Linked DNA regions of Homo sapiens: region 1 is linked to region 2. The links are chromatin loops, found by intact Hi-C in ENCODE. Cell type or tissue: mammary epithelial cell. All regions are shown on one strand. Each heading gives the region's core, and the rest is flanking DNA. Links, peaks and the distances in the headings are about the cores only.

The links. Hi-C counts contacts between places; a loop is a spot of excess contacts. Peaks named below come from ENCODE experiments on the same cell type or tissue, not always from the same donor. Only the 100,000 strongest peaks of a DNase experiment are listed, where the experiment ranks them.
Region 1: a loop joins it to region 2, with 2.0 times the contacts of the local background. A loop is called at or near these places in 15 of 110 quality-filtered maps.

Annotation. Positions count from the first base shown.
Region 1 is chr1:164,636,333-164,639,245 of GRCh38, reverse strand. All of the region lies in intron 2 of PBX1 (PBX homeobox 1), which reads right to left. Among named protein-coding and RNA genes, the nearest start is that of PBX1, 79 kb to the right of the region's middle. In mammary epithelial cell, for the core only: no CTCF peak of the experiment used is centred there; DNase peaks (open chromatin) are centred at 1,095 and 1,345; H3K27ac peaks cover 1,919 bases.
Region 2 is chr1:164,706,180-164,709,092 of GRCh38, reverse strand. The region is part of intron 2 of PBX1 (PBX homeobox 1); the gene reads right to left. Among named protein-coding and RNA genes, the nearest start is that of PBX1-AS1, 67 kb to the left of the region's middle. In mammary epithelial cell, for the core only: no CTCF peak of the experiment used is centred there; DNase peaks (open chromatin) are centred at 932 and 1,702; H3K27ac peaks cover 943 bases.

The sequences.
Region 1 (2,913 bases), core at 156-2,655, 70 kb after region 2:
ACTTCCTACTCTTTAATCATGGAGAGGAGGTGAACAGCAACAATTACTTTATACTTGCTGCATGCCAAAAAGAACTAGCGCCTCTTTTAACCTTTCAGCCCACTCTGTAAAACCGATATTGCTATCCCTTACAGACAAGAGCGGTAAGGTTCAGATGAACAAGAGCTTGCATAAAGCCACACTGCTGGTAGGTAGAAGAGATAAGGATTGAACTAAGGCCTTCTGATGCCAAGCCTGTACTCTGGCTACTATTCAACTCCTGTAGAGAAAAAACGGGCAGGCAGTACCTACTCATCCCAGGAGGGGTAGGGGGAGTCTGCACACTCCCTTTTTCTTGCTGCCAAATAATATCTTCCTTAAGCATTCCGTTCCAAACGCTTCCAATGTTCCATGCACACAACTGCCAAAAACAGTAAAGGCCGGCACTCTGACCCTGGAGGTCTTTGCCAAGCAAGCCCCTTTTAGAATCTGTAGTGAGCAGGTGACCTCATTCAAGAATGTCATGTGTGACGGTGACGGTCAGAGCTGGGAGAAAGGGCAAACCAGCAGGGATCACCTGCCTTTATCGCTCCTGACTGCTTTGTTCCTCCGGCCTCAAAGAACAATCAGTAGTCACGCTCTGCTCCACTTGTCGTTTTCACCCATGGTGTGAGTGTGTGTGAGTGTATGTGTGTGTCTTTATCAGAAAACTGGTGGCTTTATATTCACACATGCAGAGTAAAGGCTCGGGCTCAGTAGAGGCAGCACCCAGAGGGGCCTAGCACTTTTCAAAGATTCCTCTTCCTGCTTACAAGTCAACGTGCCAGTGCACAATATCTTCAAAGGGGAAACTGAGGAATGCTATGTAAGAATCCCTGCTCAGCCCTAGGCAGTTTGGAAACGAATCACTTTAAAACATGCACTTGTGTATTTTTCCACCCTGGTTCATAATGTTTTCCTACCTCTCACTATGGCTAGGGCAGAGAGCGACCCATAGAAGCCATCTGTATTTTCCAGCAGACCAAACAGGAAGAGGCGCAGAAATCTGCGCAAGTGACCACGCTGCCGCTGTTGCTAGGCAGCATGATTATGTCCATTCTCCGCTGCTTGGCAACCAGCCTTTCCCATCACATACACACACAGCCATAGCAGCAGTACGAGTGCCCTTAACTGCTGCCTTACAGCTTTCAAAGAAAAAGGCTGAATTTCGAAGGAACGTATAAACATTAATAGACCCCCTCAATATTCCACTGATATTGAGATGGTCCCCAGAGCACGATGGCTCTATTTAATCAGAAAGTATCCCTTTGGTGATACTTGAGTTTGCACCTGATAGTTGCACAAATCTTCTCCTGAGTGCAGTGACATGCCAGAGAGATGAGTAAGAAGCTTGAGTCAGCAAGCTTGAACTTTTGGAGAAGAAAGCCTGTTCTGTCTGCCCCCATACCTCTGAAGAATCCACTGGTGAAATAATCTCCTCCCCAGGATCTGCCATTTAGTGAACTAGGACAAAATAAGGGCCAAATACCTTGAATGGTGATGTTTCTTTCTGTGGTCCCCAACCAAACGTCAGTGGAACTTGGCAGGCCTCTCCTCACTGAGGGCAAACTTGTCCTACAGTCATCTTAACCTCATTGGTCACAATCTGTCACTCCTCAGCAGCAGGGCCAAAGTCATCAACTTATTGAGCAAATCAAATAGCTGCCTACTGAATAACAGGACTCCCTCACCCTACCTCCTGCCTTTGGTCGATAAAAAACAGATGCCCAAAATCCCACAGGAAGTTAGCATCCCAGTAGGCACTTGAACTCAGGAGCCCCTGGCTTATAGTCAACGGCCTCAGCCACCGTCCGACCAGCCCCGCTGCTTTCACGCTAGACCCACATAAGAATCACGTTAATCCATTTTTTCTCTCAGTTTTACTTTGGTCCAACTTTTTAATATGTTAACTTTTCAAATGACCCCTTTAGGAGGCACTATATAGAGTTCGGCTCTGCCTATCAGGGAAAGCAGTCTGTCAATACTATCAAGGGCATATGCATTTTCTTCTAAATCTCTCCATAGGATTTTAGAAAATTCTCCAAGCATCGTTCCAAGTATAGTCTGAATTCAGTGAGATCATCCAAAGTGATAACCTCATTGGTATTTCATTTTCTTCTCAGCCCCAGCTGGAGAATTTTTCCCCTCATTAAAATTAACGAGGTCAGTTTCCCAAGCTGAAGATACTGAGCACTCCTGTTGGCGGAGTTTTGTTTCTTAAATTGAGCTACATTTCTATAAGTGCAAAGTTATACTAAGCCCCATTTACTTTATTGCTGTGTAATAAGAAACCAAAATGGAAGTCCTAAGCCATCCTCCTACCATATCCTACACTTCAGTGATCACACATAAACACACACAAACCACACATCCCCAACTCAGCCCACGGTTTCTCCCCATTCTGGCCATGAAAGAAACCCCACCACAGTTTAGAATCAGCAGCTTGGTGGAAAATATAAAAAAACTCAGGCCTTCTAAGTGGCCAAGGGCTCCAGTGTTACAGCCAAGTTGAGAAGAAAGTTGCAGTCTCCCTGGGCATTTGTCAAAGCCATGATGAGAAGACGAGAAGATTTCTGTCTCCTTCTCAAGCTCTTCTCTGCAGCCAGCAACAAGGTGACTAGGTGTCCAAAGTTCAATGTGACCTTAGTACTCATAAAACACCCCAACCCCACTAAAAATCAAGAGGAAATACTACGTCAGCAAGTAGAAACTGTGCTTCACGTTCCAACTCTGGTGAAAGGGAAAAAGAGAAAAGGATAAAAATAAAAAGCCAATTTCATAAATGAGGTGGAAAGCCACTCTACAAGGCAACTAAAAATATACACTTCCCACATGCAACAAACAAGCTGGGCTCATGCACCTTGTTCCAAGCTGAAATAAGATGCCTTCAAGATG
Region 2 (2,913 bases), core at 156-2,655:
CCCCATGAGTACCGTGACTACTTCTCAGAGTATCTATGGCACCACTGCCATCGCTGATTTGCTGGGGTGTCTCCGCGGCTGTGTGTACACCTCAAGGACTAGGACACTGTCTTCCTCTAGTCAGTATCCCCAGCACCTACCATGGTACCTGGCATACAGTCAGCACTCAATAAGTAGTGCTTAAAATGAAGAAACAGATTCAGTGCAAACCTGCTCAAATGGGTGTTCAAGGCCAAGTATTTTGGAGATAGCCTAGATTCAAACTTGGCATTTTCTAACTTTGTCTTGGTTACTTCTTTAGCCTCAGTTTCCTTATCCCTAAAATGGGTATAATATAATCACAGTACCTGTGCCATATATTTGTTGTAAAGATTGTATATGTTGATGGATGCAGCCGGAGGCCATTATCCTAAGTGATTTAACGCAGAAACAAAAAATCAAATACTGCACATTCACACTTACAAGTGGGAGCTAAACAATGGGTATACATGAACGTAAAGATGGCAACAATAGATACTGGGGTTTCCAAAAAGGAGGAGGGAGGGAAAGGGCAAGGGCTGAAAAACACTCTCTTGAGTGCTGTGTTCATTATTTGGGTGAGGGATTCAATAGAAGCCCAAACCCCAGCATTATATAATATGCCTATGTTAACAAACCTGCATATGTACCCCCCTGAAACTAAATTAAAAGAAAAGAAAATATTTTTTTTAAAAAAAGACTATATATGTGTAAAGCACTTAGCCCAGCTCCTGACACATAACAGTCATCTGATAAATATTTCTTACTTAGGAATGACCATCTCTCACTCATCTCTATCTGCCCCTTACACAGCTACTACAGTAGTCAACCTCTCTTACCAAAGAAAAGGCTGCGTGCAGTCCAGGAACTCTGGTTCCTATCCCTGCTTTACTAGGATTCCAGCAGTCACTTAGTCACTCTGCCTCGCTCTGCTTCTGTGGCCTGCATCAGGCTGAGGTCACTCGGCCTCACCTAACTGACTTGCAGGTTGGCTACGAGACAGCATGGCCTACCAGATGGGGACAGGTGTGGAAAAGCAAAATCCAGGCCATCAAATCTGCTGTAAGTCATGCTCCGGCAAAGCCACTTGAAGTCTAGCCTGCCATGGACCTTGCTGCATGCCTCAGGGTGCCTCAGCTCTCTCGGGCTCTGCCAATGCTCTTGCCTTAATGCAGGGCTTCTAATCAAGATAGCGCAATCGAAAGCATTTGCTTGGTTCTTAGTCCTCACAGTGATCTCTATTTAGTGGGAAATTAAACCACTTTAAGGGGCTAACACCCAGACAACCTATAATGCCATTTCACTCAGACAAGGCTTCCCCATCTGGGAGCAGCACGTTTTCTTTCCTCTTCCTCCCACTGTCCCTCCAGTCTCCTGGGTTTTTATCTTCCTTTCCTTTTCTTTTCCCTTTTCCCAAAAAGGGTGTCTTGGCTTGGCGACTCTTAAACCCAGCTGCATTCCCGAGACAAGCTCTTAAGCATAAATTCATTCCAGCATTGGGTTCTTCTTATTCTCTTTCCTTCCTCTCACTATGTAGCTGGAGTGAATTCATAAACAGTTACAGTGGTTTTAGCACCAGGGCCTTGTATGAGACAGGATTACAGGGGATTCAGCACTTTCTCTCTCTCTCTCTCTCTCTCTCTCTCTCTCTCTCTCACACACACACACACACACACACACCTCAGTGGTGTTAGTCTCATTAGCCACAATACTGTTCTAATCTCTCCCATCTCTAGATTTGCCCTACCCCTGGCTTACTCAGTGCTCTCCTTCCTGGCCTCCTGTGGAAATACTGCCAAATAAAATAACAAAATATTCATATGGTAAGGCACGTTAAAACCTTGGGAAGATTTAAGCCAGGGCTTCATGTCACAGACGCTCCCTCCCATAATCTGTATTCCAATCTCGATGCCAGCGGAGCTGTGATCAGAATATCCAAGGTCTCATAAAAGATTCAGGGCTTACTGACTTCCCTGACATTTGCTGTTTCATGTTGTTCCTGCTCACTCCCTTTCAGCCTCCAGAGCCCACAGTCCCTTTCAACTCACCACTACAGATGGCAAACTGGCCAAGACCATCCACTAACTCAGGACAAACACAGGTCCTAAATCTTCCCTGGGAATTTAGCTGGGACTAGGAAGGGGTTTTCAGTTCTTTCAGTGGCTTCTTTTGTTTGACTAAAGGTTTATTTTTCTGTAATTGCATGCCTGCTGCCTCATCCATGGTACCTGGAAGTGGGACTTTGAAACCCAGGAAGTTAACAAGACTTCAGCAAGATTCCCCCACTTAGCTATGAGTGCTTTTGAGGGTAGGGTTATGTGTGCCTGACTCAGACTGTTTAAATCTTCCTGGTTCTCACTGTTACTTAAATTAGAGACTGTGTTATTTAACCTTGTAAAGCACCAAGGCTATAATTTGTAGAGAAGACAGTTCACCAAATAGGGGCTATGCATATTGTCATATGTTCAAAAAAAGGTATATCATATATATGTGACTGCATGAATCCAGGCAGGACACAGCTATCATACATATCACCATACTAGAATGGACATTAGTAGTTTAAAAACTCTAACAAGATATATTATGATTTAAGGAAACCGTGCATAACTAAAGGGGTGATTGTGAATAGATCTTATGACTTACTAGGAGGATTACAATGGATATCCTAGCCAGACTCCACTAGTGGATTCTAATATGATTTGCTTTCCAATCATATAATTCATGCACAGCTTATCAGAAAGACATTTAGTGAATAAAGGAAGTCACACCATACTTCTTAAGGCATGGTCTAAAAGGAAACACAAAAGGAAACCTCTGCCCTGCCTACAGAAGTTTCCAGAGGAGCCCAGTGACCCACAGAGATGGCAAGAAGAGGTGAAAAGACACACAGTATAT